Linked DNA regions of Homo sapiens: region 2 is linked to region 1. A link is an interaction called in ENCODE POLR2A ChIA-PET data of the cell type or tissue named here. Cell type or tissue: MCF 10A. All regions are shown on one strand. Each heading gives the region's core, and the rest is flanking DNA. Links, peaks and the distances in the headings are about the cores only.

Region 1 (15,835 bases), core at 1-8,000:
CTAGTCCGGAGCGGAGGAATCTATTGTTATTTATTGTGTGGCGGTTGCACGCTGTACTCGCGGCGGCCCGGCCCTCGCCCGGGAGTGCGTGTGTGCGCGCGTGTGTGCGCGAGTGAGTGTGTGCGCGGGGTGCGCGCGCGGGCGGGAGTGGGCGCGCGCGGGGAAAGGCCCGAAAACACCTTAGTTTGCACCGAGAGACCATTTGCAGCGGGTGAGTTTGTATTTTTCCATTTCTGCTCCACTTTTTCCCAAGCCGCCTCCTGTCTTGTTTCCGCCACTTTAAACAACAACAACAACCAGCACAAAAAAAAAAAAAGAAAGAAAGAAAAAGAGAAAAAAAATGGAAAAAAAAAAACAACTACTTTCCACCTCCAGGCTCCACGTGCATCTCCCCCAGCCCTCCCCTCTCTTCCTCTCCCCCCCGGGTCGAGGCCCAGCTCTGGGATGGGTGGGGGCTGCGGGCCGGCGCGCGGGTGGAGGGAGCTCCGGCGGCGCCCGCACCCTTTGGGTTTATTTGCATAAGTCAAATGGGGGCGGGGGCGGTGGCGACTGTGAGGAGGCGAGATCGCCTGCCCGTAGGCCCCTTCACGCCTCTCTCTGCGCTCTCCACGATCGCCTAGGGGAGAGAAATCAATAAGCCCAGGCCGCCTGGCGCAACTTTCGATGTCCGGCGTTGGCGTCCGGTGGCCGCCCGGGCGCGGGGCCGGTGCGGGGTCCCGGGTCCTGGCCGCGGCGGGAGGGGGCGCGCGCCGGGCGCCTCCTAGGCCCAAAGTTTAGACTTGGAGCAAACTTTTCCCCTTCTTTCCCCGCGGGTGTGTGCCCCCTCGGTGCCCTTGAGCTGCCCCGCGGGCCCCAGCAAACTGACTGTGGTGCCTGGCCCTGGGCCCCGCACTGGGGAACTTCCCCGCTGCCACGCGCGCGTTACCCCGAGAGTCAGCGGCGAGGAAGCTCTCCCGCCACCCCCTCGGAGCCCGGAAAATTCAAACACGCACCTGCGCACCCCCAGCCAGACACGCACCCCTACGCGCGCTCGGCCTCCGCTTTCCCGAGACGAGTCCGCAACAGCCGTGGCCAGATCCACGGGTGGGTGCGGGAGCCGGATGCGCTGCGAGGAGTCGCCGCGCCCGGATCTCTCTCCCACCATCACACACATTTTCTGATTTTACCCCCCTCTGAAGCTTGGGGGACGGGGAGATTTCCCAAGCTCCGATTTGTCCTGCGTCGCGCGCGTGTCGCCTCGTCCCTCCGGCCCTGTCCTGGCGGCCGATGGCTCTCCGTCCCTCGCTTGCGCGCAGCCTTCCTCCCGAGCTCCCTGCGCTCTATTCCTGTCCCGCCGAGACGACTCCCTGGAGCCAGCGAGCCGAGGCGGCGTGCGCTTCGAGTGGGGACCACGGCGGTGGCGGCGGCGCCGGGAGCCGAGGAGTTTGCCAGTTGCCGCGGGGTCGCGGTCATTTGCTGCCTCCGCCTTCCCTCGCCCCCGCCTCCCGCCTCCCTCCTTTTCAGACAACGTCGCGCTCGGAAACTTAGATTCCTTCTTCTTTTTGGCCCTCGACGAGCCCCCCTCCCCACCTGTTGTGAGCTCCGCCTTGGTCCCGGGAGACTGGCAGTGACACACACGGGCTCTGGGGAGCTCCGCTCCCGGAAACAAAGTCGCATGCCCCCCTCCCATGTGTTTGCTTCGAAATCGCTGCCTGCAGCCCCCCATTCCCGCGCAGCTCCCGCCCCCTGTGAGAATAAGGACTAAATAAACAGTTGTAACTCCAAACCTTGCGCCCGTGATCGTATCCCCATCCCACCCCCTTCTCCCTATTCCTCCCCCCTCCTTTTTGTTGTTGCAACTTTGTGAGATCCTGGGGAAGGTGCTGAGACTTTGGCTCGGGCCGATTTCCCGGTCTCTGGATCCTTGCAGGGATTCCCTGAGCCGCATCCTCTCTTCCCTCCACGCGCACTCGCGGGTCCTCGGAGCCCGCTGCCCTCTCTGTCCTGGCCCCTCGGCCTACTCACCCGTCCCGTCCCCTTCAGTTCCCCCCAGCCTGCACGGGGAAGACTTGCTGAGGGTCGCCCCGGTTTCTTGTCGACTGCAGAACCCGAAAGTTTGTAAGAGGAAGAGAGCGCGCGGCGAGCGAGCGAGCGGGCCGGGGGCAGCGGCAGCGGCGCCGGGGACCATGGTGCTGCCGGCGCCTCCTCCGCGGGCGTGAAGGCGGCGCTCCTACTCCCTCCCCGGACTCCGCGGGTAAGTCGAGGCGGCCGCGGGCGCGGGGTCCAGGGACACCGGAGAGCCCCAGGCGGCACTAGGGGTTCTCCGTCCCCAAAGAGCCAGCCGGGGTGGCGCGAGCCTAGCGATAAGGCACCGGGAGCGAGGAATGTGCCCATCCTCAGGCCGGTAGGTGCTTCGAAATACTGGACTTCCTCCCCTCCACCCTTTTCCCCTCTTTCTTTCCTAAATCTGAAAATCTGGAGATCAAAGTTTAGCGTGGAGTGTAAAGTGCTCCGATAAAATATGGTGACATCCTCGCCCCCCTTCTCACCCCACTCCCCTCTTATAACTATTAATTATTTCCAAGTCATTGTATCCAAATACCCTTGCTGGGCTGATTACAAAGTGTATTGATTTAGTCTGGGCTCATCCTATGCTTTCGTCTTAATTCATTTTCTTTTTGCTCTACCAGAAGACCCAAAATGAAACTTATTTCTTCCTCTTCCCTACCTCCCCACCCCACAAGCCCTCATCTGTGAGGCTTGGGCAGAATAATGAAATTAATATAAACATTTCATTTGGTTGCATTTGACCTTATGCAGTCCACTTCTGAGGGGCTGGAATTGCGCTCATGTCTGCTCACAGGTATTTTCCAAGTTAGCATTTTCTTTTTTGTCACTGCTCTTTAAACAGGAATGCCGGAGGAGCATTCTGGATTCCCTTTGAAAGGCATCTGTACATTCAAACCGTCTACACTTCACCATTGGTTGTACGTAGACTTAAGGGTTTAGGGCTTGGACAATAGCTGAGTTGAGAAGACCTCAAGGATATTTAAAGGAATTTTTCTGCTACTGAAAATATATTGAAGAATCGCTGCAAAATTTTTCCATTCCATCCCCTTTCCCCCACCCCCGTTTTCCACAGCAAGAATCAATTTGGAGGGAGATGTGTAAACTAGAATTTTTAAAGAAATAGTAAGACTTCAGGTGTTTTCTACCCAGGGATAGCCTACATAATTGAGAAAGAGGAGTTCCTGCTATTTTTCTGTTCCAGAGAGAAATGTATCAAATCTTTTTTAGAATTCCACTGGAGTTTTGATTCTCAAAGTGGAAATACCCATCCCTTTGGGTCCAGGAAAAGAAAACTCAGCTCACAGTTTCAGAAATTTGGACTGTTTTTTTCCCCCCTCTGTCTTTCTATTTGAAACGTCTCACAATTAAAGAGCAAGAAAAATATAAAAAAGGAACTCAACTAGTTACCATTCAAAAGGTGTCAGCTAAAATCTCACTGCAAAGGGAAAAAAAAAGGTTTAACATCTTGCCACTGGCTGCATCCCCCACCCCCCTTAGACTTTGGATTAGTCATTGTATGAGAGAGAGGGAGAAAAAAAAAATCACTTTTTTTTTTTTTTTGGAAAAGTAAAGTAAACAGCCTCCAACTGCTGAACCTTGACAACCCAAATTAAGGAAGCAGGAGAGATCAAACAGAACTGCTGCTGGGTGGTTGTCAGGAGCTGCTACACGGAGAACCCTGGACTATTCGATCAAGCAGCAAGGCTATATGTTCACTTATGCAGAAATGGACCATTGCAGATGCTAATCTTTGTTGTGCAAGCGAAGGCTCACTTGGAAGGAAATACTCAGCCCCTCTCTGGGCAGCATTTGAGTTCCTTATGGATGCCGAGTCGCGAAACAAGTTATTTTTTTTAATGTATCCTTCTTTATGAGGAGAATGCTACCCAAAAATGTATTAAAGGAATATTAAGTCGTCCAGAGACTGTCTTGCTACCAAGAACTGTGCAATGGAATTCTTTTTACCAACATTAGACTCCTACACTAGAGTTAGATAACGTTTTCTCACATTGAGTTTAGAAGATCTGCCTTGTCAGGGAAGCCAAGGTTTTGTATGTGAGAGTTTAAATCTGATGTGAAGCTCAAAAAAAAAAAAAAAAAGAAAAAAGAAAAAAAAGAAAAAAAAAATCTCTGGTGATGAAGTTTTGTGTCAGCCCACTCTTGGAATTTAAAAAGGCGAGAGAGAGCAGTCTCCAGATTAGACAACCTCTTTTTTTAGATTGACATTCAACATGACCACGTTGCTACTTTTATTCAAGTTCTCTGTAACTTGTCCTTGCTTGTTGTCTAGGAAAATTTAACTACTTTACATTTTTAAAGGGAGTAGTAACAGTAATTACTGTAGCATTTTGTTTTCACAGGTTTATCAAAGTATAATGAAAGAAACATCAACTATTCAAATTAACTGTCTCAGATAAGGGGTTTATATTGCTGGAGATGTCTAAGATTTTGTGTTTATATTTAAATCGTGGAGTATAAACTGTGTAACACTTTTTTTTTTCTGGGATAAACTATCCCCAAATTAAATGTTATTTTAAATTAAGTAGAACAAAGTAGGAAACAGGATAAGTAAACACATACAGAAGAATAAAAATAATTGTCATTTAAGGATTATATTTTTAATTAACAAGTGTCGGTCACATAGTAAGCAGTTTATATATTTTTTGTAAGCCAGAGTTTCATAACCATGGTGCACAACATGTTTCAAAGTCTGTAGTTTTTACTAGATATACCTTTATTGTATAATTAAGCAATGTGGGTTAAACATACACATGGATGCTATTAGGCAATTTTCTGCAATATGTAATGTTTTGAAAACGCTATAAATATTTTCTAGTTAAACCATTTATACTTATAATAGCAAAAGTTAACTGAGTTAATATTGAGCCTAGGCATGGTTTTCTGTTACTGAGTTTTTCTTTGCCTTTTTAAAGACTATACCCCTGGCCTTGTAAATTTGCATCTTAGGCTCTGTTGAAGGGTATGTCTGTTTTCAGCAGTTGTTTAAATTAACAGAAGAATTGTGATATTTTTCAAATATATTTATATTGCAGGGGGTCCAGTGCCAAAATTAAGAAAGAGAAGGAATATAGCAGATGTGACAACTTCTTTTGAACCCAGCTTCCTCTTTGCAGCCAATCTTATTGTGCATATTTATTTGATTTTCATGTTTTACTTATGACTCAAACTCAGTTTTGAAACACTATCTTGTAAGATTCCACATCTCAAAAAGTATGTATATTTAGACAAGGTTAGGTGTTACAGTACCTATCACATTTCAGTGGGAATGCCAAGAATATTTACAGGGTATAGCAAGAATTTTGTCCTTTAAAAATAATTTTAGGTATACGTTAATAAAACCGAAGTAGATTGCAGGCTGTCAGAACATAGTATAAATTTTGTTTATGATTCTGTTACTTTAAGGTACTTACATTAAAGAAACTCATTTAACCCGTGACTGAAGAGCATTAAGTGGGGAGGGAAACCCTCTGAAGAGCTCCTACTGCCCTTTGCTCTCCCGATAATCTTAAATTACTACAATTTAATTGCAACTTCAAGGCATTCAGCATGAGCTGTTTCTTCTCCACGACCGAGAAAGGGTTTCCAGAGCATGGCTAGATTTACACAGGTGGTATTTTTGTTTTTAATTTTTTTTTTCTTTTTGCTAAGGGCTTTTCCTTTCTTCCTTATCCTGTCAGATGTCACACTTCTTTTATAGATTTCAGTCATAGTAAATGCCATTTTTGCTATACCAGCAATATTGGCCTTCTTTTTTTCTTTTTAAATGTGTTTTTTTGAATCTAGAGTATATAAACCTCTCAAGCAGGTAGGGGTTTGTTTTCTAAAGAAAATAACCTCAAGAAAGGCATCTGCTGAATAGACAGGTGAACTTTATACCTGAGCCAATGTATACTTTTACTATTTGCAGGGGATTTTTTTTTTTTAAGTTGATGGTAGTTAGTCCCACCAGGTGATCAAACATTGAGTTTGTGAGACAAGCCAGCAAGCCAAGTAGGTTTGCACTTGGGCCCATGCATTTTTTTAATGATCTTTCTTGTCATTTGTTACTCTACTCTGCAGGCCACTTTGCTATACATATGCTATCCAAGGAACCATCTTAAACTGATTTTTCAACATATTTCTCTTCTCCGGTACTTGGATGAATTAAGGATAAAGGCTCCAAAAGCTGGAATGCCAGCAGGCCTTGAGATGAGGCAAGTTCCTGAAACGGGCAAACCTGGCGAAATTTGGGGTATCTTCTGCATGATAGTTTTTTTCCTTTTTTTTTTTTCCTGGGACGTTTGTAGTTTATTTCAATGAGCATGTGACCATGTGCTTAATGGAAATTAAGCAGATTTGGCTTGTGTCGCTAACCTAAAAATAAATGTTGTAAGGAATATTTGATTTCTAGAAGTGTTTTGGTTTTGCATCCCATAGATAATGTTCTTACAGTTAGGGCTACGAGGCTGGTATTCTGCAAAGAGGAAGTACAATGGGGGAAAGTGCATGGCAGTCAGGAAAGACAATTAGACAGTGTTCTTTGTTTCTTTAATAAATTATTCTTATTAATTACAGTCAGTTTGTGCTAAGGCATTTTTCAATCCTTGTTTAGAAGTCAGCTGCCATTCACAAGAAGGTTGTGCCAGAAGCTGTGTTCTTCGCACGCACTGTTGTTTTACCCAGTCGTGAAATCTATTGACCAGATTGGCTTGTGGATGTCTCTGCAAGGCTTGTTTTTCTTTTTGCAATGCCCTGATGCCAGTCTTTAATACATGCCCTGCCTTGTACACAACAGGTGTTTGTTCGGTAGTTATTTTATGGGACTTAGAGTGAGAAAAAAATGTTTCCTATCTAGCCAGCCGCTGTGAGAACGAGTGCCTGAAAGGGAGAACCTACCTAGTACCTGAACAGGTGTAAATGGGTGTTTCCTCATGACCCTCCCCAAGCTGTTTTATTTCAAAAGGAGGGGAGGGGGGCTCAGTTTAGTGCCATGAAATTTACAATTCAGTTGTAATAATTTAAGGTTATTGGTAGAGTGCAAAGGGCAGTGGGAGCTTTCTAGTGGTTTGGCCTTGATGCTTAAAGCTGCTCAGTTGTAGGGTTAAATTAGTTCCTTCAGTCTGAGTACTTAAAGTAACTAAATCGTAAACAAAATTTATATTCGATTCTGACAACTAATAATCTATTTAAATTATATTAAAGTATCTGGGCAAAAATTTAATTAAAGACAGAAGTACTGTCAAGCCCTGTAAATATCTTGACAGGTCTACTCAAATGGAACTGATATCACGAAATATTTACATATGTCTGCTGTGTTCGGGAACATCTCAGCAGTGCCTGTGCAAAGCTAATTGCACTTTCCTTCCAAATTGTATTTTTAATAAAATAGTTTTTTTTTTAAAAAGGAATATGAATACATACACAGTTGTGTTCCAGTGTTCTGTTTACTATTTACTTCTCTATACTCAGAATCATGTTGTGATGAGTGTATTTCCTCAAACTGCTGCTAATTCAGATAAATAGCTGAAATGGGATCATTGAATAGAAAGCCCATGTCATTCTGTTTGATTTCAACAGTTTGAAGATATCAGAGGCTAGCATGTTATAGGACAATTTACTGAGGGAAAAATGGATCTGAATGTGGGATTATTGGGCCTTGTTTATGTTCAATAGAATAGATTTGCTTAGGACAAACATTTTCTCTGAGTTTTATGTTTGGACATATATTTATTTATTACTTGTAAGTCAGGTGGACATCCACATTTTACCAGATGCTCTGATTTTAGCTAATTTTGTGATTCACTTTGTTTACTAGGACACTGAAGAATATTTCTAGCATCAAACTGAATTTCCGAGGTGTCCTTTCTCCCTCCCAGCTGTGCAATTGAGTCATAATGTGACTTTCTCTGCTCCAGGTTCCCTGCTTTTGAATTAGGGGTAATATTTTAACATATGTTCTTTGAGCTTAGGGATCCAATGATACAGGGCTTTGTTATTACTCACATTTTTAAAAGATATTCTTGGTGCTCTCAGGACAGTGACCGCAGCTTTTGTTGGGGGAGGGTGTGATGTGAGTTTTGCTTGAGTTTCTTTTGCCCTGGTGCCTACCTCCTGATGACCAGTGGCACTGGTGGCTTCCCCTCCTGGGGGTGAGCACAGAGATGGAAGTGAATGCTCATGTCTGAAGTGAAGGGAGGTTGCAGTTGGTCCTAATTCAGCCTGGTTCAAAGTGAGGTCCTCGCTCACCTACCTCTGTATCTGTGTGTGTGTGTGTGTATGTGTGTGTGTGTAGGTTATTAAAATACAGATCCTTGAGTCAGAATTTTTGCTGATTGACATGGTAACGTACATTTATAACAAACTTCCCTTGATAATTCTGATGCATGCTAGAGACCTGTGAATCAAGTGATTTATTCTTTCAGATGTGTGGAACTGAAATCTCTATCTTCACTTGGATTTTACTGATGATTTCTTTGATTTTACCTTGAGGCCCATCCTGTGTTGTTTTTAATGTATTTGGATTTTTATTACGAATGAAAAACGGTGGTTTTTAACCAAGCACGAGTATTGGAATCACAGCAGAGCTGTTGTTCCCAACACAGACACAGTTGCACGACTCCTGGATGTGCCGTATCTGGGGTGGGGCCAGCATCTGTGTTTTTAAATCGCATCCCACATGGTCCTGATGCCCACCAAAGTGGGAAAACTGGACCTGTCAATTATCAGAGTTGGAGGAAAGCCTGCAACCCTTCTTAAGAGTTTAATTGAATTGGTTGGCCATTGTGAAACCTAAGAGAAGAAAACGGAGCTCCTTTTTCAGGAGGGCACAAAAAGAAACCTTGGAGACTTAGAGAAACAGAGGCAGAACAAGAGCCTCACAGTTCAATAACGTGATAGGAACAACCTGGAACATCGGTGGTTTTCACCAAATGTCAATATCAGATAATTTCCTTTTGAATTTTGTCTTGCCTGCATCCATGTTTCCCAATGGGTGTTGTCATGCTGTAGCTACCAATTAGTGTCAGATGACTCTCTAGAATTTTTTTTTCTGAGTATTCCATCTTAATTTTAAAATTGTAACTGTTTGCTCTTTGGATTAACCCTGCTGGCAGAAGTATTTTGATTTTCCCAAGCATCTTGGGAAATTCTCTATCGTATGTGATGGGGCATGCACGAATATTGATGGAAATAGCCTAGCCAACGATGCCACACAAATAAAGAAACCAGAATCCTAAGAAGAAGGCATCCTACAAGATTATGAAATAAAGGAAGATAAAATGTTAAGGAGGCTTATTTAAATATTCAGGGCTTCAACTAAAGATCTAACCACTAAGATCAAAAGAGTTATTTAAATAAAAGTTGTTGAGACATTTTTTCATCTGTATTAATAATGTGGCTTTTGAAGTTACCCGGTAATAATGTGTCCATAATGCCCACACCTAATTTTTAATTTCCATTTTGGCTTTAGGTGTGGCTTTATTTTAATAGCTGCCAAAAAGTTGGCAATTGTTTTTACGTTTAGAACTTCACAGTTTGCTTTTCTGTAGGTTTAGGTAGCATTGGGGATATTCGTCTAATAAAAACTTTTAAAATTTCTGTTCTGACCCTGAGGCACTTAAAAAAAACTCTTATGGGCCAAATTTTAAAAGTAGAGTGTCTCTACTACTGCATAAAGAATTTCTATAAAAGATGAAACATGGAGCTGATTGAAAGAATAGACGGCGCAATGGTAGAGGACACATAGTTACCACTGTCACTGGTAATCTACAGCTTGATGCGAAGTCATTCCGCCTTGTTTGTTGAAATGTTAATCATTTCATTAAGAAAGGTTAAGTAATTAACTGATATTTCATTAGGGAATCAATGACAGACCTTTTTTTAGTGATGTATGGTAGATATTTTCTAATAGAAAGTTTGCCCCATTTAATTATTTGGAAAGAAGCTAGTTGATTGAGCCTTGGGAAGGAGGGGTGGGGCATCTTCAGATAACATCTATGTCCATAAGCAACTTTAAATAATTTTGGAGAAAATGGTCTATTAGAATAGAAAATCGTTCAGTCCCCAGTTTTCTTTTATGGGCTCCATCAGGCATGTTGTTGCAGACCTGCTGTTGTTTTGCATGCCTTCTCTGGGTTTAAGAAGGGTTCAGCTGCTTAAATGTGTTCATCTTATTTTCTAAATAATGGCTTTTGTTGCAGTGTGATGCATGTTGACAGTAAACGCGCAGCCGTAACTTTGGTAAGCTTACAACAAATTCTTATACTTGTAGAAGCAAGTTATCCTCCTTGCTGCTGACTGGGGGTGCTTCTCCCTTTTGTCTGGCTATCCTTATGGCAACTGCAGCAAAAGGTTTAAGTATTCTGGGATGAGGATGGGGTGGGGGTGGGGACGGAGGGACTCTCCACCTGGCGAAAGTTCACCTTTTCTGATACCTTTTTGTCCTGAAATCACACACAAAGTATGCTTCTTGCATATTTTTCCTTGTGTGTGTATTTATGTCAACTCAAAAAGATACTTAGAGAGAAATCTCATTTCTGTGTTTGCTTTTGTTTTGCTTAAGAAGCAGGACAGTCACATTTACTAAATACAGAGTATCTCTTTGTTAGAAGTGACTTTCCTGCAGCAGACTCCTGAGGTTAAAAATTCTTTAAATATAAGGTAATCCTAAGAACTTTTGAAAATGAATAGATTTTATATTGGATTGCTGGGTTTTTCAGTATTTGTAACCAGTGTCCGAATTACTGAATAGAGTGTGATGCCTTGGTCTCAAGCATTTTGTTCTGTGAGTTGAGAACAACTCAACTTACCTTTTTAAGAAAAGAAATCAGGCTGATATTTACAAAGCTATTTATTTTAAAACTGTATGCTTATATGTTTCCATTTTCATTGTGAAATATGTAAGGCACAAAAAAGGAACAAAGAGTAAATCAGTGAGCACCCATGTACCTGTAGCCCGGCTTAAGAGAGAAGACGCTGCTGGTTCAGGTAGGAGAGGCTCCTGGAATATCCCATCCTCATCTTACCTCTGTCCTTCTTTCCTAGAGGTTACTTTACCACTGTTCGCAGCTGGGTGGTTTTCATCTTGTGTAGTTCTTCATATTTTTAATATGTATGCATGTACAGGATTCCTCAAAATACAGGATTTTGTTTTGCACGTTCAAGGTTTGTTCTGATAGCATCCTACTATATATGTTTTTTAGTAACTTGCTTTTTTAAAAAATAAACAACAGTAAAATTCATCCATGTGGATACATGTAGCTATAGCTTATTGATTTTTCCATGTGAACCTTTTGAAATACTGGATATTAATTCAAGACAAGTTCTTTAAATTTGAGCCTAAAACCCAGTAGCACTCTGTACATTGAAAATTTCAGATTCATAAGAAACCATCAGTCCTGACTGGAACTTCATAATTTGTTCATTTGTCTGTGTTTTGGGGGAAAAAACTTTAAAACCTCAACCATTTATCAGGGAATTTGATTAAAAAAAATAATCTATCAAGTGGCTGATCTCTTACATTAAGGGAAAAAACAGGCAAAGCATTCATTTGAAGGAGCCTAGCCATTTTCTCTTTCTTATTTAAAGACTTGGCTTGGAACTTAGCAGTTACATATGCAGGGTAGCGAGTTAAAAAGCCATGTTTAATTAACAGGCGCTTTATACTTCTGTATCCTTGTTATGATATAGCACCTTGTTCTTCAGTGTAGAAAGTGATTTCTGCATATTTTAAAGGACTGGCATCTTTATGGTAAGAAAGCCATATAAATAAAGATATACTTAGATGAAAATCGGAACATGTTTTTAAAATAGTGTGTGTCTACTTTCATCTCTGTTATCAAACTTGCTGCATAAGCCAGAGTTGATGCTCTGTGATTATGCTAATGACCAAAAGAATCGATGATGCGAGACTAGATGAAATCAGTGGTATAATCGGGGAAAGTTATCAGTTTTTTTGTCATTAAGTATTAGTGATAAATAATACACTGTTCATTTCGAGTGGATAGAACATATTTAATTCTGATGTACAGAGTTTCATTTTAGTCAGGCTCATTGCTGAGTAAAATGATCATCTTTTGTAATTTAAGAGGAAAGAGAAAAGGCATTTTTGTCAGCCTGGCTAACTGACTTGGGCCATCTAGAAATGTTTACCTTGACCAGCCAGGGAAGATTGGAAAAACTTAATTTTTTTTCCTCCTAGACAACTTGCTTATTTGTACTGACATTTTATTAAGAATATCAGATACTCAGTAAATAGCATAAATGACTAGAGATGTTAAACAAAATGAGTATAAAGGTAGATAGTGTTTCCCTGAAGAATGGGGAAAATGATAACAAAGGGGCAATGTTTGGATAATGCTCTTTTTAAATGACTAGTCTGCATTAACCAGGGGCTATTAAAGTCGGTATCACCCATTAGACAGCAGTTTTAATTTTTTTTAATTGAGTTTTTCATATCAAATAAGATCATACTTAGTAATGGTTTACTTAAAGAGAAGTAATACTTGTAACTTAGAATCTTTTCCTGGGTTACTAAAACCTTAAGGGAAAACACTGATTCTACCTTCCTTGTCAACAAAGCGTTTCTAACACAATTCTCTGTAACAGACATTTCTCTGTGGATAGAGTTTAGCACTTGTTTTACTACTGTATGACAGTACCTGGTGACAAGAGAGAAAATAAAAGAATAATTAGCAATGTTCTGTAGGACATGAAAAGTGATTGAAGTCTACGAGAGAAGGAAATCAGATCGATGTTATTTTAAAAAAATGCATCACAAAAATGATTCTCTTCAAAGCAAAGCCTCCTACCCAGGCTGGGGCCAGCTGTGCTCTGCCATTTCCCTGCCACAGCCCTGTCCGTCCACGTTGGCTCTTACCAGCAGTACCATCTGCTGCTCCAGCAGTGGCCTTCTCTATGGTAAGGCAGGCCAATTGGGTCAAATCTTGTGATATGGCAGATGTCCACTGAGAGCTAAGATTGGGCCAGGCTCATTTTTATGTGTGTCCAAAGCCAAGATTTCAACTTGGTGAAAGGCTGTGGAATTTATTTCCCCAAGTGTTGCCCAAACTCTGTTCTTTTCTTCAACTGCCTCCTTGGGCTGAGATGATTGCTTAATGCTCTTAATTATGCTGGATCCCTCTGTATTTTCGAACACCTGTGGGTAATTCAGATCATGAGTGGTCACAGAGGCTGGCTCGACAAACGGCTTCCCTTTCCGAATGGGAAAATCCCAGGGAGCTGGACCATGCACCGTGTGTCAGGGAGCTGAGTGGAGGCTGAAAGAGGATGGAACACTTCCCTTGAACTTGAACTGGCATTGTGTTGTGTCCAAGTATCCTTCACCCTTGGATTGGGGAGAGTCTTACAATGAATAACTCAGAAAAAAGTTTTCAAAATAATCCTAGATTGTAAGATATCTACGACCATTATCCATAGCCATATCTTTAAAAAAAAAAAAAGAAAAGTAGAAAACAAGAAACAAAGTGTTTCTTTACCCAGGCCAAGTGAGCACTAAAGCTTCCTGTCATAATGAGGAGGCAGTGGGGGCCACTTTGCTTTTGAGACTTGGAGTCCCAGTATTACTGGGAGTGCCCTGACCCCTCAGGTAGGGACTTGTCAGAGCTCCAGAAGACCTAAGGTACAGTCAGAGCTGAGCCACGCCTTTGTCCATGAAGAGAATGGGGTTGAAAGTGGAGACTGAGGCCGAGGCGGGTGGATCACGAGGTCAGGAGATCCAGACCATCCTATCCTGGCTAATACAGTGAAACCCTGTCTTTAAAAAATTAGCCGGGCGTGGTGGCTGGCGCCTGTAGTCCCAGCTACTCGGGAGGCTGAGGCAGGAGAATGGCCTGAACCCAGGAGGCAGAGCTTGCAGTGAGCTGAGATCGCGCCACTGGACTCCAGCCTGGGCGACAGAGCGAGACTCCGTCTCAAAAAAAAAAAAAAAGAAAGTGGAGACTGATTTTCACTGAGTCACATAGCCATTAGGATCGTAATGATATCCATAACTGTATTTACATACACTTGTGAATGTAGATACCTACGTTGGCACATATGTGTCTTTCTCTCTCTCTATGTGTATGTGTGTATATGTATATATATGAATATACTACTCATATTTAAAAATATAAAATATATAGATGATGTTCCTTATACTGTTTTGTTACATGCTGTTCTTTCACTCTGTAGCAGAGTATTTTCCAGTATAATACAACTGTCTTCTATATGATTCTTAATAAGTACTTGCTCTTCCATTGTATGCATTTATATTTGGTTTTCCTTCTTTCTTTGAGGGCAGCACTATAAGGACCAAATGGTCTCTGCATTTGTAATTTACATTACATGAGATGGGAATAAGGCCGTAATGGGCCTGTGGAGTTGCAAGTGTTTTCTGTGGATATGTGTGCTGTACGTCTGCATGCACTTGTGTACACATGTGCATATTTGGTAAACGGAACTGCTCTTTCATAAGTAGTTCAGACTCTCAGCTCCTTGAGGTAGAAAATGTATCCTGTCCCTTCATACCCCTATTCTGCCCATTAGTGACATCTGTGTCTTGCTTTTTCTTGAGCTCTGACAGTCATACTTAACACATTTTGGTTTGCAGCTTGGAGCATGTATTAGGGATGAAGTGAAAAAAATGCTGTTCTCTGCATTAAATAAAAATTTTTGAGAATCTAGGACAACCAGGTCTCATAGAGTGTAAATAGCCCATGAAACAAGTTGTCTGTAAAAATGTGGTATAAAAATCCAAGTCTTATGAGGCATTTGAAAATTCAGAGAACAGGCTGGGCACAGTGGCTCACGCCTGTAATCCTAGCACTTTGGCAGGCCAAGGCGGGTGGATCACCTGAGGTCAGGAGTTCAAGATCAGCCTGGCCAACATGGTGAAAACTCGTCTCTACTAAAAATACAAAAATTAGCCGGGCGTGGTGGCTCATGCCTGTAATCCCAGCTACTTGGGAGGCTGAGGCAGGAGAATTGCTTGAACCGGGGAGGCAGAGGTTGCAGTGAGCTGAGATCACGCCACTTCACTCCAGCCTGGGTGACAGAGTGAGACTGTCTCAGAAAAAAAAAAAGAAAAAAAATTCAGGGAACAAACAAAAAGCAGAAGACCAGCTGTATAATCTGCTGGCCCATTGAAAAATTAAAATTTGGGGTCCCTATTTAAAAAGTAGTAAGTATTTCAAGAAGGTGATGGCAGAGCATTAAACCAAGGGTGGGGCTCTTCTGAGCTTGGGGCTTTTCTGTATGTGGGGCCCTGTGGGACTGCACAGGTCACATGTCCATGAAACCAGCTCTGCCTGAGATTCAGAAACTGTCTTGAAGGGCTTTGTTTCTCTGCACCAAGGGTTCTTCCTCTGTAGAACAGGAGGACCAGGTTGGGACAGGCATAGCAGCCTGAGGCCCTCCTGTACAGCTTGCACTCATCCATCTAAGTGTACTCTATTGCTGAATCAAATTGGGTTCAAATTCCTCAGGAAGCACATACCTTCTCCTAGATATGCATTGAGTACAACATCTTAGCCATTTCCAGGACTGGGTATTCTCTGCAGGCCTTCTGCAAGGTCCCATGAGGGAGGCGAATCCTGCTCGAGTTTCTTTCCTTCCCTCCCCTTCCCTTCCTTTTCTTTCTTTTTTTAATTTCCCCTCCCCTCTCCTCCCCCCCTCTTCCCCTCCCCTCCCCTCCCCTCCCCTTCCCTCCTTTCCTTCCTTCCTTCCTTCCTCCCTTCCTCCCTTCCTCCCTTCCTTTCTTTCATTTTCTTTCTTTTCTTCTATAGCCCTT
Region 2 (15,840 bases), core at 2,776-10,775, 75 kb after region 1:
CCTGGTTATTTAAAAATATTGGCACTTGCCTACATTGTTTAGGATTGGATGACACAGACAGAGATGTTTTGGGGTTGGGGTAATTTTTTTTTTTTTTTTATTAATTCTACAACTTGTAGACTTGTAATCAGGAGTGGCTTATCAGCAGCTTTTCAAAATCTGACATTCCACATGGAATGCCCCAATGGAGGAAATTTAGCACTCTGTGAATGCTTTTACAGTTGAATTCCACACATATGAATTATGACAAGTGAGGCTGACTACACTGTGGTTTGTTGTGTCTGGTCTGGTTCCTACTTTTAAAGTTGCAGTTGCGTTTGGTCATTTGAAGCTTATTTTCACAGTCTGGCCAAGCCAGCAGGGTCCCGGGGCTCTGCAGGGGACATAAACCACCAGCCTTTAAGCCAGAGTGCTCAGTAGATAAGCATTTCAAGACTTCATTGCATCATACAAAAGGACTTATGGGCTTATTTAACATACACTATTTGACTTAATTTAGATATTTAATGGAAAGAAAAGCCTTTTATTATCACCGAAGGAAAGAACTGCCAAACATTGTGAGGCTCAGTTGAAATATTATAACGGATATACAGAGTGCAAATATATTTCACTGCCTTACATAATGGGGTGTTTAATAATAGTTGTTTCTTTAAATTTAGCACACGTATCTCAGACATTTGCACTTTGTAAATTATAGGCCGTGGTTCAAGAAACTCAGTTTTAAAAAAATTGTTTTAATGAGGCATGTACTGATTTTTTAAAAATGACCTTCAGCTTTGATTTATGTTTATGAGCCCAGATTGGGGAGTTCATGCCAGGAATGAACACTTTCCGTCCTGACTTTTTACAAATGTAAATATGAGCAATGGCTGGGTCTGCTGACTCGATTGGACAGAGCTTAGTTGAACATTGCAGTTGGTAGGCATCAGCCCCCTCTGCAGGTCTGGTGGCTGGGAAGAGCAAGGAGCTCACTACAGCACTGGGAGGACACTACACATAAGTGTCTAGGGGGAAGCCTTTCCATTGTGCTGCACCTGTGTGCTTTCATTTTCTGAAGTACCTGGACTGGCTCAGATTGCCAAAGCCCAAGGCCCAAGATCAACTGATTTTTTTTTTTTAGAGACAGAGTCTCACTCTGTTGCCCAGGCTGGAGTGCAGTGGTGGGATCTCAGCTCACTACATCCTCTGCCTCCTGGGTTCAAGCGATTCTCCTGCCTCAGCCTCCCAAGTAGCTGGGATTACAGGCAAGTACCACCACACCTGGCTAATTTTTTGTATTTTTAGTTGAGACGGGGTTTCACTGTGTGGGCCAGGCTGGTCCTCAAGTGATACACCCGCCTTGGACTCCCAAAGTGCTGGGATTACAGGAATGAGCTACCGCACATGGCCTGACTCTTCTTATTTATTTATTTTTTGAGACAGAGTCTTGCTGTGTTGTCCGGGCTGGAGTGCAATGGCGCAATCTCGGCTCACTACAACCTCCGCCTCCGGGGTTCAAGCGATTCTCCTGCCTCAGCCTCCCTGGTAGCTGGGATTACAGGTGCCTGCCACCACACGCCTGGCTAATTTTTGTATTTTTAGTAGAGATGGGGTTTCACCATGTTGGCCAGGCTGGTCTCCAACTCCTGACCTCAGGTGATCTGCTCGCCTTGGCCTCCCAAAGTGCTGGGATTACAGGCGTGAGCCACCGTGCCTGGCCTGATTCCTTCTTTTTAGAGACAGAGTCTTGCTCTCTTGGCCATCCTGGAGTGCAGTGGCCTAATCATAGCTCATTGCAATCTGAAACTCCTGTGCTCAAGTGATCTTCTTGCCTCAACCTCCTGAGTAGCTAAGAATCAGGTGCATGTCACTGAGCCCGGCTAATTTTTAATTTTTTGTAGAGACAGAGGCTTCTTTATGTTGCCCAGGCTGGTCTTGAACTCCTAGCCTCAAGCAATTCTCCCATCTGAGCCTCCTAGAGCATAACTGATTCTTAATTTGGGGCCTAGCTTGTCCTTTCAGGAGGTGAGGAGCTGTTGTGGGTTGAATTATGTCCTCCCCCCATGATGTATACACTGAAGCCCTCACCCCCAGTACCTCACTCGGAATGTGACTGTATTTGGAGATAGGGACTTTAAAGAGATAATTAAATTAAAAATGAGATCATTAGGATGGGCCCAAATCCAGTGTGACTGGTATCCTAATAGGAAGAGGAGATTCTAACAAAAACCCACACGGGAAGACCGTGTGATGACACAGAGGGAAGATGGCCAAAAAGAGGGGCCTCAGGAGAAACCCACCCTGTGGATACCTTGATCTTCGACTTTCAGCTTCTAGAGTCATGAGCAAATATTAATGAATGCCTGTGGTTCAAGCCACCCAGTCTCTTGTACTGGGTTACAGCAGCCCTGGCTGACTAATAAGGGAGCATACAGTATCAGAATCTGCACAAGGGCATGCTTCATCTCTATTCTCTATTATAATACAATGCTTAAATATGAAAAAATGATGGCAAGAAAACCATTACAAGGAAGAAACCCATAATGACTGGCGAAATCCATACGGAGAGTGGAGCTGTATCAGAAAATGCCAAAGTAGTCATGATGGGTCAGGTTTATTGAGAAGTCCCAGTGGGCTGAATGCAGAGCTCAGTGTCTCACATACATTTTCCCCTTTTGTCCTCACCACAATCCTGTGAGCTATGAGCTGTTGCCCTCTTCATCTTGTAAGCAAGGAAACTGAGGCAAGGAAGTTAAGTGACATCCACGAGATTTCAGAGCCAGCCAGGGTCAGAGCTGGAATTCCAAGGCAGGTATCACTCTGCAGACCTAAGTTGTTTCTTTGACAGCCCTAAGCCCTTGGGAGGTTGGGGGCCAGAGAGGGGTGGTTGTAGGATCTATTACGATAATTGGTTAAAAGATATTGGGACACATTGCCTTAACGATGTTTTGGTTCCATCTGCAGAAAGAGGCTATAAAACGTATTGAGTAGAGTGAAGATGTCACTCGTAAAACAATGAGTATCACTCATATTACAGAGCCCTCAGGATCTGTGAGCCCTGATCCAAGCCCTGTACATACCTGCCTATTTCTAACTCACAGAGGCCTGAGCAGCTTCCCCAGAGCTTCTGGGAGTTCTGCACCCAGGCCGTCTGACTCCAGCACCTGGACCTCTAACCACTGGGTAGGCACTGCCTTCCCTCACGAGCCCAGCGCCTGCCTAGCATCTGCTTCTGTCACAGTGAGGGAAAGATGGTGGCTGCCATTTGAGCTTTTAAAACAGAAAAATACTTTGTCCCCCAAATTTCCTCCCTTTATTACAAACATGATTTATGATAAATGTAAAGAATCTAAAAACCAAATCAAAGCTAGAATAAACATTATCTGTAGTGCCACCCCCTAAAAAGAATTACTTCTAGTATTTTTGTCAGCTTTTCTAGTCCTTTTTCCCCCTATAGAAATATACTTAATGCAGCCATAAATATACTAATAAGTTTATAGGCAGCAGCACTCATTAGAAAAGAGCAAGAGCTTTGGAATAAGACTTGGGTTTAAATCCATTTACTAGTTGTGTGTATTTGGACAAGTTATTTTATTTCCCTGTGTCTCCATTTGCTGTCTGTAAAATGGGGATAATAACACTTCATTGGATTTTGCAGTAGCCTAGCATATGTAATGTGCTTATTCCTGTCAGCTGGCACACAGTAAGTACTCAAATAACTTTAAAAAGTAGCAGTTTTGGGCTGGGTATTGTGGCTCATGCCTGTAATCCCAGCACTTTGGGAGGCCAAGGTGGGTGGATCACGAGGTCAGGAGATCGAGACCATCCTGGCTAACATGGTGAAACCCCATCTCTACTAAAAATAGAAAAAATTAGCCGGGCATGGTGGCAGGTGCCTGTAGTCCCAGCTACTCTGGAGGCTGAGGCAGGAGAATGGCGTGAACCCGGGAGGCAAAGCTTGCAGTGAGCCGAGGTTGTGCCACTGCACTCCAGCCTCGGTGACAGAGCGAGACTCCATCTCAAAAAAAAAAAAAGCAGTTTTGCAACATATCATTCAATAGACATTTGGTAAGCAGGTATGATTTGGGGCTCACGTTTCCTTCTATGCCCTTGTTTGTTTTTACAATACTTTTTAATGGTTGCATAATATTTCATTATCATATGAATCAGAAATAGTTTTTAACTGACATTTATTTTTCTGTTTTCATATACTAGATAATGCTGTGATGTATTCCTTTGTGACCTTGTAGTTGAATTCTCCCCAGTGATTACTATTTTGTTAAAAGCATGCATTCCTGTTCACTCCTTACTCTTTGGAAGGGATTCTAAGTCTTGTTGAAGCATATCACCACCCAACTGGAAAGGCGGTGTCAGTTTACCCTGGCCCTGGCTGTGCATGAGAGTACCTGTTTCTATTTGTGAAACTTTAATGTAAAATTAGATCAATGGGCATGAAAGAAAACTGGGGCATAATTAAGTTCTGTGGTTCGCTGACCCAAATCTGGTACCATGAAGGACTGGCAGCAGCTCACACATTTGAGAGAGGAGAGAGCAGCCGGGGACACTGTTGTTCACTTAGTTGTGTGGTCCAAGCAAAGATGAGAACAGCAGCTCTCAGGTGTGGAGCCGTTGCTGGTTGACTAGGCATTGAGCACAGTGCTCTCCAATTGGATAATTTAATCTCAGCAATGCTTGGAGGTAGGGACTTTCATTAGCCCCATTTTATAGAAGCAGAAATGGAGGTTTAGAGAAACTGTAAAGTGTGCAGAATTACAAGGCTACTCTATGGCAACGTTGGGAGCTGAACCCAGGTGCCCTGATGTTCAGCTTCCTGCTCTTGTCTTAGGATATTAGTAATGGAGGTGGAAATCTGGATGCAAGAGCCAGCACTGAGCCTAAGTCAAGGGCAAACGTGGTAGCTGGCTGGTACTGAGGGGAAGGACCAGCTTCCCCCAGTTGTTCAGCTTCCTGCTCTTGTCCTAGGATATTAGAAATGGAGGTGGAAATCTGGATGCAAGAGCTAGCAGCGAGCCTAAGTCAAGGGCAGACGTAGTAGCTGCCTGGTACTGGGGGAAGGATACCGTGGAACCCCTTAGTTGGAAAAGTTATCAGCTAGTTGGAAAAGAAAACCTGGGGATTTGGCAAACACAGGGAGGTGAGGAGGGGGAGCCAGTGTAGGGAGCGTGTGCGGATTCGAATAGCAGATACGCCGCCGTGGAGACAGGAGATGTAAAACTACCACTTGCCCTGTTTCAAGGTTTACATGCATTATCCCACTTAATCTTCAAACCACTCCATGATGTAGGAAGTATCATTACCTCTGTTTTGCAGCTGATGAAACAGAGGCCCAGAAAACTTAAATAGGGTTGGACCACGAGTATCACAGCCAGGATCGGACCCCAGGCAGCCAACTCCCAACACTGCCGAAGCCAACTGCGAACTAAGGCTCAGTGGAGAATTTGCAACCTGGGATATATTTGTTGGAAGTGATTGCTCCCTCCTTTTGAACTTTGCAGCAATTATTGTCTGTAGAATTCATCTGGCAATTAATCATGTACTCCCGGTGACAAGGCTCTTATTGTTGTCTTGAAATGTTATTTAAATCGCACATTGTTATTTAACTTCTTGCCCAGAGAGGCAGACTGTGCCTGGGTATCCCCCACCTCACCCAGTGCATGTGGTACCACAGTGCAATAAATGTTTGATTTAATTTCATTTGAGAGGCTTCCGGGCGGAAGTGATAATCTCATCCTTTAGACTTTAGTGACAGGTGACATTCGTGGAGGGGAAGAAGTAGGAGAGGAAGGGGGACGATGCCCACAGTTGTGATTCAGAAGAAAATGGGAGAATTGAAGGGAGACCGAGAGAAGAATAGAAAGCATCCCTCTTCAGGGCTGGGCGCAGTGGCTCACGCCTGTAATCCCAGCATTTTGGGAGGCCGAGGCAGGCAAATCATGAGGTCAGGAGATCGAGACTATCCTGGCTAACACGGTGAAACCCTGTCTCTACTAAAAATACAAAAATTTAGCCGGGCGTGGCGGCAAGCGCCTGTAATCCCAGCTACTCTGGAGGCTGAGGCAGGAGAATCGCTTGAACCTGGGAGGGGAGGCGGAGATTGCAGTGAGCCTAGATTGCACCACTGCACTCCAGCCTGGGCGACGGAGTGAGACTCCATCTCAAAAAAAAAAAAAAAAAAAAAAAGCATCCCTCTTCTACAGTCCAATAGGAGGACTGAGTGCATGCCTCATATGCCGTCATAAACTCCCTCCTTGTCTCCTGTCTTGGGGGAGATGTCCTGTCTCATTTCCAAGCTGCACTACCAGGGGTGACTTGGGTCCTTGCTTTTCTGCTTCCCGGGTTTGCCTGACTTCACGCAAGAAGCCAAGGGTTTTAGACAGTGGGAGGCAACGTAGAGGTCTGAACAGAATTATAACTCTATGTTGCCAGGTTGTCTTTATTTTGGGAACCATTCCAAACGTTCCTACTTTTCCTGTTTGAGCTGTTGGAAAAATGGTACTCAGTAGTATTCACTGGTGGTTAAGGGACGAGGCTTGGGTTTCAGAAAGATGTGGCTCTGTCACTGACTGTGGTCTTGGGTAAAGGACTTCCCTTCACCAGCCTTGGTTCGTTCATCTGTAAGATAATAGCATTTACTCTTGCCACCGTTATAAGGCTTAATAAGAGGGTGGATGAAAATGCTATGGACAGAGTACCTCATGTGCAGTGCAGCACAGGCTTTGCACATGTTAGTTGGTGTTAGAACTGGAAGTACCCAGGAGAATATCCAAAAGTCCTACGACCGCATTGAACACCAGGGTGAAGGACCAGCGTGTTCCTTTCCTTTCTCATATTTGCAACAGAAATGTCACCACTTGGGCTCCGTGACACTTTTCTTGATGACATTGTCCTGATCATCAGCTCTTCCCTTGGCGCCTCGAGACATTTCCAAACCACATCATTCCACACACCCTGGAATGTGCACGTTTCCTTTGTCAGAAGGAACTGTGGCCATCAGACGTTGGACAGCTCTGAGCCGGGTTGTTTTCTTCTCATCTACTTACTGTTGTGCTGAAGTTTGGTTTTATTTTTTAATGTAAGAATTGTCTGGAAGTTATTCTTCAGTCATTTCATTAGTCATTTACTTTCTTGGTTTTGAAAATTGAGGAAAAATTACTTTGAGGCAGTGGGTCAGATGAGCGTGGCTGGCTGGGTAACCCATTTCCCGCTGAGTCACCTGTCTGCTCAGACAACTAAATGCTGAAGTATGCTTGATGACTAGTCACTGGCCAACGTCATATTAATCTGAAATTTCGTTTCTGCTCCTTTTAAGTTATGGTAGCTTTGGTTCCTTGGTGGGTTTTTTGAAAGTGCTCCAAGTATTGTATTGATTGGATGATGTAGCCTGGAATTCTCGGTTATCCCCCAAAGTGTTTTTTTCGATTTGAGGCATAAAATTATGACATAGTATTGTTCAAAAAGATGGGATTCAAATGCCTTCATTTTATAAGAAGGGAAACTCAGGTTCCGAGAAGCTCACTGACTTGCGAAACATCTCAAACAGTTGTTGGCAAAGCTGGGATGGCGTTGATCTTCCTGGGAATTTGTGATGTGTACTCACCCCCTGGGTCTTGCTGCACTTCTGCTAAAACTACCTGGAAATTATTTATTTTGGTCTTCTTCCTTGATAGAAGAGAATCTGAAAGTCAGGAATAGTGGCTGCCTCCAAATGCCCTTGGCTCCTTCTCCTGACCCCCTAATGAGCATGTCCCCAGAGCATGTTATAACCTTGGAAAACAAGGCTACTTAGTATGTTTGTACTCTGATGCCTGTATGTTCTGTACATGATCTGGCCTGAATGATGGATGAGGCTCCATACAGGCTTCCTGTGTCTTCTGCCATTCTCCCCTCCCTACAGTACCATACCTGACGAAATAATAACATCGAGTCACTGAGGAGGTTTACCATAGTGTGGTGCTACAACCTTAATTCGTGGTGTTTTTTTTTTTTTTTTTTTTCGAGACAGAGTCTCGTTCTGTTGCCCAGGCTGGAGTGCAATGGCACTATCTTGGCTCACTGCAACCTCCACCTCCTGGGTTCAAGTGATTCTCCTGTCTCAACCTCCCGGGTATCTGAGATTACAGGTGTGTGCCACCACATCCAGCTAATTTTTGTATTTTTAGTAGAGATGGGGTTTCATCATGTTGAAATTCTGTTTGCTTTTTAACTTAACTTGAGCATAAGCTTAGAAGATGATTTGGGGGCTGGGGGCTTTATTTATTTTAGCAAGTAATTTGGCCTGTATTTTTATTCCTTTAAGTAATTTGTAACTAACTACAAAGGCCTCTGGTAAGATGGCTTTTGTTTCTAGTTGGAACATGGAGACCAAGAGAACTCTCTAGAAAACAGATTTGGCTCCACTGCTATGGGACTTCACACTTACCTCCACAGAGGGGCTCTTCTGATGCCTCTATGTAAACAGCACTTTTAAATCCTACTTCAGGGACCATTGGTTTTCTCTCAAGAGATATGTTCCTTTTTTTTCTTCTCTTAACTCTTTTGTTATTTTACTCCTTTTCCAATAATGGAAGGCTTTTCAGTTTTACATTAGAGGCTACTACTTGTTTTTTTTTTTTTTTCTAATTGTAAAGCAGGCAAAAATCATCACAGAAAACAGATCTCAAAAGAATTGCACTTAGTGTTGTGACCTAGTTGGTTTCTTCATTCTTTGAAACATTATTTGATTTTTCCTCCCGTATTAGCTGTTATGTATGCCGGTTACATAACCTTAATTTTTCATGGAAAATATGGATGTCATCAATTAATAGGACTACCCCTGCTGTTGTTATGGCTGGCTTCTTCTAGAATGTTCCCACTGGGGAAACTGAGGCTTAGGTTTGATACTGCAGGATTTGCCATTGTAATGTTTTCCTTTTAGTAACATCATCATTATGAATATAATTCTTGTTCTCATCCAGTAGAGAGCCTTGGTTACCGGCAACCCAGTTCAAGCCTTTGAATAGATACATAGGGATCACCTCTCTAGTGTGAAGATGAAAATAATATAATTTGTTTACCACCTTGAGTTGTTTACCACAGGCTGTGAAAAATATGTTTTGAATTTAAAAGTGTGAAAAACAAGTGTGCTAGCTATCAAAAAAGCTCTCCCCTCAAAGTAAACATGTTTATAGAGCAAGACTCAAAACAAAATACTTGATAAGCCTAGCCAATCAAAAGAAAGTAAACATGTTTACCACAAAAGCCTTATAAAGAACCCAGATGGCAGCCAGCTCTCTGTTCACTTGACCGTCCTTCCAGGGAGCTGCAGAGGCTCCCCTGGGCCTTGGGGACCGGGCCGCCACTTGCCCTGCTAGCAGGGGGCCTGCCTTGTGCTAGCTGTGCTCAGTTAGCTAGACCCAGTTTGCCAGTGGGAACGGAAGGTTTGTGTTTTCTGCCATTTAATTGAATCATGAGTGGAAGGTATTTGTGAAAATGATTCTGGAGTTCCCATGATTCTTAAAGAGCAACTTGTTATAGATAGGGTGCCAAGTGGGCTTCTGGGGGACTCTTCCTGGCTCCCCAAAAGAGCCTTCCTGATGAGCGTCACGCCTCCCAACCTTCTGTGTTCCAGGCGCTGTCGTGCCACCATCCAGGATATAACCTGCAAATCCCAGACCCTGCCTTGCTGATCTCACTCTGCGAAAGAAACCAAAGAGCTTGAACAGGAAGTCAGTAGAAAAGACAAGGCCATCTTGAGGGATACCAGGGTTTTCAGGGCACTGGGTACCACAATATGAGTCTTAGATGATGTAAAAGACACCGAGTTCAGAAACGTGAAGGTGGATTGTGTGCACTGGGAGGAGCAATGGATTCAAGGTGGTTAGTGGCATTAAATTATTTTGACTATAGTCACCTTGCTGTACTATCAACTACCAGGTCTTATTCATTCTTTCTATTTTTTTGTACCCATGCAATGAACATTTTCTTCGAAAGGTCATGTTGTTGTTCAAAAGTGTTTTCACCTTTTGGGCTGGGCACGGTGGCTCACGCCTATAATCCCAGCAATTTGGAGGCCAAGGTGGGTGGATCATGAGGTCAGGAGATTGAGACCATCCTGGCCAACATGGTGAAACCCTCTTTCTACTAAAAATACAAAAATTAGGTGGGTGTGGTGGTGCGTGCCTGTAATCCCAGCTACTCGGGACGCTGAGGCAGGAGAATCGCTTGAACCAGGGAGTCGGAGGTGGTGGTGAGCCGAGATGGCACCACTGCACTCCAGCCTGGCAACACAGCGAGACTCCGTCTCAAAAAAAAAAAAAAAAAAAAGAAAAGCATTTCAGAGTTTGGATTTTTTTGATTAGTGATGCTCACTCTGTAGTAAAATACCTGAGAAAGGTGTTGAAGAGCATTTTTGCCATTTATTTATTTATTTAGAGACGGAGTCTCACTCTGTCACCCAGGCTGCAGAGACTTGATCTGGGCTCACTACAACCTCTGCCTCCCGGATTCAAGCAATTCTCCCACCTCAGCCTCCCGAATAGCTGGGATTACAGGCACCCGCCACCCCACCTGGCTAATTTTTATATTTTTGGTAGAGACAGGGTTTCACCATGTTGGCCAGGCTGGTCTTGAATTCCTGACCTCAGATAATCTGCCCATCTCAGCCTCCCAAAGTGCTGAAATTAACGATGTGAGCCACTGTGCCTAGCCATCCTTGACATTTAGAAGTAACTGCCAGTTGGCTGGGCAGGAAGCGGTGGTTCCCTTACATGTGACTATGAATAGAAAGGTTTCCATGGATCTTGGAATCACGGTGGAGGAAGGTGATGGTACTTTCCTTGAGGGTAGGTGACAGGTGAGGTGGGCTGTTGGCAGAGGAACGACTTGGCTGTAACAGGAATTGAAGAGAGACCAACTCTTTCTTTTTTAGTTGCTTGAAGTTGAAAGATGTAGAATGAGTGGCTTCTGGAAAAGGAGAGAGGGGACATCTTTAAGGGTAAAAGGCAAGTCTCTCCATTCATCCAGATGATGGTAGTGGAAGATGGTGGAGAGAGGTGAGCACTAAGGCCCAGGGGAAGGAGGAGTGGAGTTTCTTCAGCACAGAAGGGAGATTCTGGAGTGTTCTGAAGCCAGCAGGATGATGGTCTATCTCATCCCCAAAGAGGGGAAGTGATCAGTTAGGTCAGTTGTTCTCTAGAGCAGGGTTTGGACATAGATGGGGGAATGGAGCAGACAGATGCCACAGGAAAAATCTCACTAGCCTGCGAGTTTCACATGGAATATTCAGGAGATTGTTAGTGAAAAAGAGAGCAATAAACAAACAAACCGAAAAGGTTTCAGGTTGAGCCTCAGAGCTAGAAAAGTAATTACGTAATTCCCCATGTGTTCTAATTAGTCTAGTGGGTTTACTTAAAAATTTGTTTTTGAGCATAGATACCAATAAGTCCTCTGGTGAGTTGAAAGAAACCTTACTAGTGGAAGATTAATAAAAGGAATAGTGATTGGTTAGTTTTAGGGAACTTCACTGAAACAAAGTTAGTTAAATGGGCTTGCCCAAACCATGGAGGTTGGTGTAGTGACCCATTTGGTTAAATCTGGTGACCGTTTTTTACCAGAACTTTATTAGAACTTAGCGCTAAAGACAGATGCTTATTTAGGGCACGTTTGAGTTATTATTATTATTATTTTAAAAACAGAAGTATTATTTGTTCTTCTTTTCCTAGCCTATGAATTGAGGTGGATTGGCATCTTATTTATGAGCTGACAAACACATACCTTTTTTTGCAGCTGATGTGCTTTTTTGAACTGGGTTCAGCATTGTCAAAAAGTTATTCACAGGAGTTGGTGATGGAGCCCGCTCCACCCACTTCTGTTCCCTTTCTATTTTGGTGCCATTTGCAACAAAGGAAACTAAGTTTGTAAATTAGAGAAGGATTGAAGCTCTCACAAATGCACTTCTTATCAGGTTGTGTAACAGATTAGACAGAGCAGGCTCACTCTTGCTGTGGCACGTGGGACCCGAGGAAACATCCATGCAAACTCCATGAGGTGGCCTTGGCCAGGGGACTCCCAAGTTTTCTGGCCAATCTGATTTAGTTGCATTTAAAAACGAACAATTATGAAGATGTATATATCTGCATGTCTGTATGTTTATATGCACATATGTATACTTGTGCGTGTTTATATGTGTGTGTATATACATACGTATATTATGTGTGTGTATAAAATTGCCATTTAGCATTCTCAAACCAAGGGAGATCCAGTGGGCAACACATTGAATTTGACTTTTGCATAAGGGTCCCTGATGGAAATAGATGGCTTTTAGTTCTCCTAGGCCTTAAGTGGACTAGGGGAGGCAGAGGAGGGCTGAAAGAACCCAGAGAGAGGAGTTGTGTGGAGAGAGCTGCCTGGCAGGGTTGCCACTGGTCAAAGAGGGACTCAGAACTAGAGAAATGAATACCCCATCTTCTGTGGCGTCCTGAGATGAGAGCTCCCATTGGTTGGACAGAGAGCGGCCCTCTAGGACACAGAGCTGGGTGGGGGATAGTGAGTGGAGCCTCTGGAGAAGCAGATGGAAACCATCCAATGCATTTTGTTCTGGAAACAGCTATGCAAGGTAACTGCCATAACTCAACCAGGTAACCCATGGGAGAGGTCAAGGTGGGAAATGAACTCCTTCCTAGATCTTCAGGGTGGGGATAGAGCCTCTAGCTTTAGAGCACTGGTTCTCAAAGGATGGTGCCCGGATCAGTAGCATCAGTATCACCTGGGAACTTGCTAGAAATTCTCAGGCCCCGTCTTGGACCTATGGAATGCAAAACTGCAGGAGAGGCCCAGCAATCTGTGTTTTACAAACCCCCCTGGAGATCCTGGTGCTTGGTCAAGATGTCTGTGAGTTGCTGGAGGCTCAGCATATGATGTCAGTTTGCTGAGAGGGCCTTTGTTGGCATGCTCAGAAATGCCCGTGATGAGCATGTTGTCTGTTATCAATCCACTGCTTGAAATTCTGCAGTTCCTCAATCCTCTTTTTTTAGGATAGACATTCTTCAATAGAAATGGAATACTTGATTACATTTAGGCCATGGAGGCCAATACCCAGTGCAGTTCATTCCTTTAATTTTTAAGCTCTTCTCTCAGCTGTGCAGGCAAGTTCCAGGGCAGACTTTTGGAGGTTGAAAAATAGATGCAAATGCTGTCTGTGCTGTTGTTGTTTTCCTGGTGCCTGGCAGTGTTTGGTAAACAACTTGATTGCTAGGTCCCGGCCTCAGGGAACCACAGCTGCTCTTTCTAGCTCCCTGCAGACTTTTGTACTGAGCAGGGATTGCTTCAGGGAAAAATAAACAGGGGAGAACAAAACAAGAAAACATCACTTGTTGTTTTGTTTCTGCCTCTACCTGTTTTTCTGGAGCTGTTTTGCAACCACAGGCCCTGGGATTTGGGTTCCTTTGCTTTACAGAAACAAGGCAGGCCCCGGTGGCATTCCACGCTTCTCTCTCCATGGCTAGACTGTGGCATTTGGAGTAGCCACAGGACTTGGAAAGCGTTGGAAAGGACTTAGTAGCCACTGCCAGAACGCATGCATTTTTAAATATGTAAATTGAAAAGGGAGAAAGCTTCATTCTTTCTAATGACCCCCAAGATGGTAATCTGGCTTTTCAAATCTCTAGGAAAACAGATTGAATATGGCACAATTAATGTTTCAGCACTTCTCGGCTTTTCTCTAAAATATTTCAATGGGCTTTTAATTTATTGCAGCTCTTGATTAGCAGGGTTGAGGCAGGGTTACTGCTGACCTCCTGGGCCAAGGTACTTCTGGGGCTGTAGTGAAGTGGAAAAGAACAAAGGTTTGATAGTGTTCTCAGCTGGAGCCTCCCAGGGATGAGCCCCTGGGGGTTCACTGAATAATTCCTTCCCCTAAAGTAGTCAGAGAGCAATGCAGTGTTCTTCAGATCTTTATCAGAGTTACCTGGGGTATCTGTTGGGTAGAACAGCAGATTCCTGGAACTTGTTTAAGAATCTCTGGACTATGGAGGGTGGGAACTTGGGCTTCAAGCTGGTGCCTCCCTGCACACTCACATTTGCAGTCCATGGCCTTGGTGATTGATATTGCTACAGTGTAAATACCGTGAGCTGGGGTAGAAAGCAAGTGGGGGTACTGCTACATTTTAAAAAAATGTTTGAGACTTGCACATTGTTTGTTAGTGCATTTACTTTTCACTTACTCTACTTCACAAGTTGGCTGTTCCCTACCTTCTTAAATCAAAAAACTTTCTCCTGGAAATTGTTTCTTTTTGGTCTGAAGTAAGTCTTTTAGAATGTCCTTATAGAGAGGTGATAAACTTCTGTTTGTTTGAAAAAGCTTCTATTTCACCCTCAGCTTTAAGAGATAGTTTTTCTAGTTATACAATTCTACGTAGGCGGGTGGGGGTTTCTGTCATTTTTTTCTTTTCTTTTTTGTTTTTGCCTCTGTACTGTGGAAAGGATAATTTATTTGGGTATCTATCTTCTGGTATTTTTAAAAATTTCAGTTGCTGTATTTTTTTATGTCTAGAGTTCAGAACAGTTAAGTATTTTAGTTAGCTATGGGGTTCCATGAAGATGGAATTCAGTCCTGTGACTGTTGAATTCTTAACAACACACACACACACACACACACACTTCCACACACCACAGTGGTGATTCACCCTTTATTTTTAGATATGCCTGGTTACTTTAAAATATTAGAAGTCAAATAAGACAGCACTAATGACCATACACATAGAGCATTGTTTTTTTTTGTCTTTTTGTTGTTGTTGTTTGTTTCTTTTGTTTTTTTAGACAGAGTCTTGCTCTGTCGCCAGGCTGGAGTGCATTGGCGCAATCTCAGCTCACTGCAACTTCCGACTCCCTGGATCAAGCGATTCTTCTGCCTCAGCCTCCCTAGTAGCTGGCGTCACCATACCCAGCTAATTTTTGTATTTTTAGTAGAGAGGGATTTTCACCATGTTGGCCAGTGTGGTCTTGATCTCCTGACCTCGTGATCCGCCCGCCTCGGCCTCCCAAAGTGCTGGGATTACAGGCGTGAGCCACTGTGGCCGGCCACATAGAGTATTGTTTAACCGATTTATGTCTTAGCTAGAAAGCTGCTACTCACTCCAGTCCGAATGAAAACGAAACTCCCACAGGAAACCTCCACCAGCCCTCTCCTCATGGCTGATCTTTGCTGTTGACTTGCCTACTCCTCACCCCCAAGCCTTCGAGTATGATATTCTGACCTGTGAAATGCGTTTTCCACCCAATCTTCCAATTCCTCCCAAAACCTCAAGATAATGAATTCTTCTAGAAAGCTCTTATCTGCCCAGACACCTACTGTGCTTTTCTGTGTCACCCGTACTGCTTCTCTGTGCTTCTGAATCACTCTGGAATCATAAAACTGGAGACAGTGCATGACCTCATCCATCCTTTGCTACAGGGATTGCAACATGTTTGTTTTGTTTAAATATAACTTATTTAAAAAGTTAGCTGCCATCTTTGAAAAATTCTGGAATTTTACTAAATAGAAATCTAGATTACTGCCTTTATTTGTAGAATTGAAAGCTCTTGAGGTTCTTGAGGGTATGTGCCCATGTGGCAGTAATTGGAGGGGGAAGTACAATGGCTTCCCCCTTGAAGCTGATAAAGTGAGGATTTCTCAGCTTGCCACATTCCTTCCCTCTCCCTGTTACCTTACACCTGGCCTTCCTCGCTCATTTGCATTACCTGCCTGTTACAAAATGTGGCCCATGATTGTTAGTACCAGCATGGTCAGGTAGTGCCAAAATTCACTTGAGCAAGCCTGAGTCAGAAGGGTATATCACAAAAACTCAGGACTTTTATATTAGGGTA

The links. Peaks named below come from ENCODE experiments on the same cell type or tissue, not always from the same donor. Only the 100,000 strongest peaks of a DNase experiment are listed, where the experiment ranks them.
Region 2: POLR2A ChIA-PET joins it to region 1 with 17 read pairs; 15 of 35 experiments call an interaction of 5 or more read pairs at or near these places.

What each region holds. Positions count from the first base shown.
Region 1 is chr3:71,567,947-71,583,781 of GRCh38, reverse strand. FOXP1 (forkhead box P1) reads left to right here and starts at 54. Exons shown (of 21, transcript NM_001349338.3): 1 at 54-211; 2 at 2,085-2,233. RefSeq lists a silencer at 1-181. In MCF 10A, for the core only: no CTCF peak of the experiment used is centred there; DNase peaks (open chromatin) are centred at 91, 541, 1,591, 3,691 and 1 weaker place.
Region 2 is chr3:71,495,756-71,511,595 of GRCh38, reverse strand. The region is part of intron 2 of FOXP1 (forkhead box P1); the gene reads left to right. Among named protein-coding and RNA genes, the nearest start is that of MIR1284, 38 kb to the left of the region's middle. RefSeq lists a silencer at 744-1,038 and enhancers at 6,781-7,980, 13,209-14,147. In MCF 10A, for the core only: no CTCF peak of the experiment used is centred there; DNase peaks (open chromatin) are centred at 7,225, 7,545 and 7,865.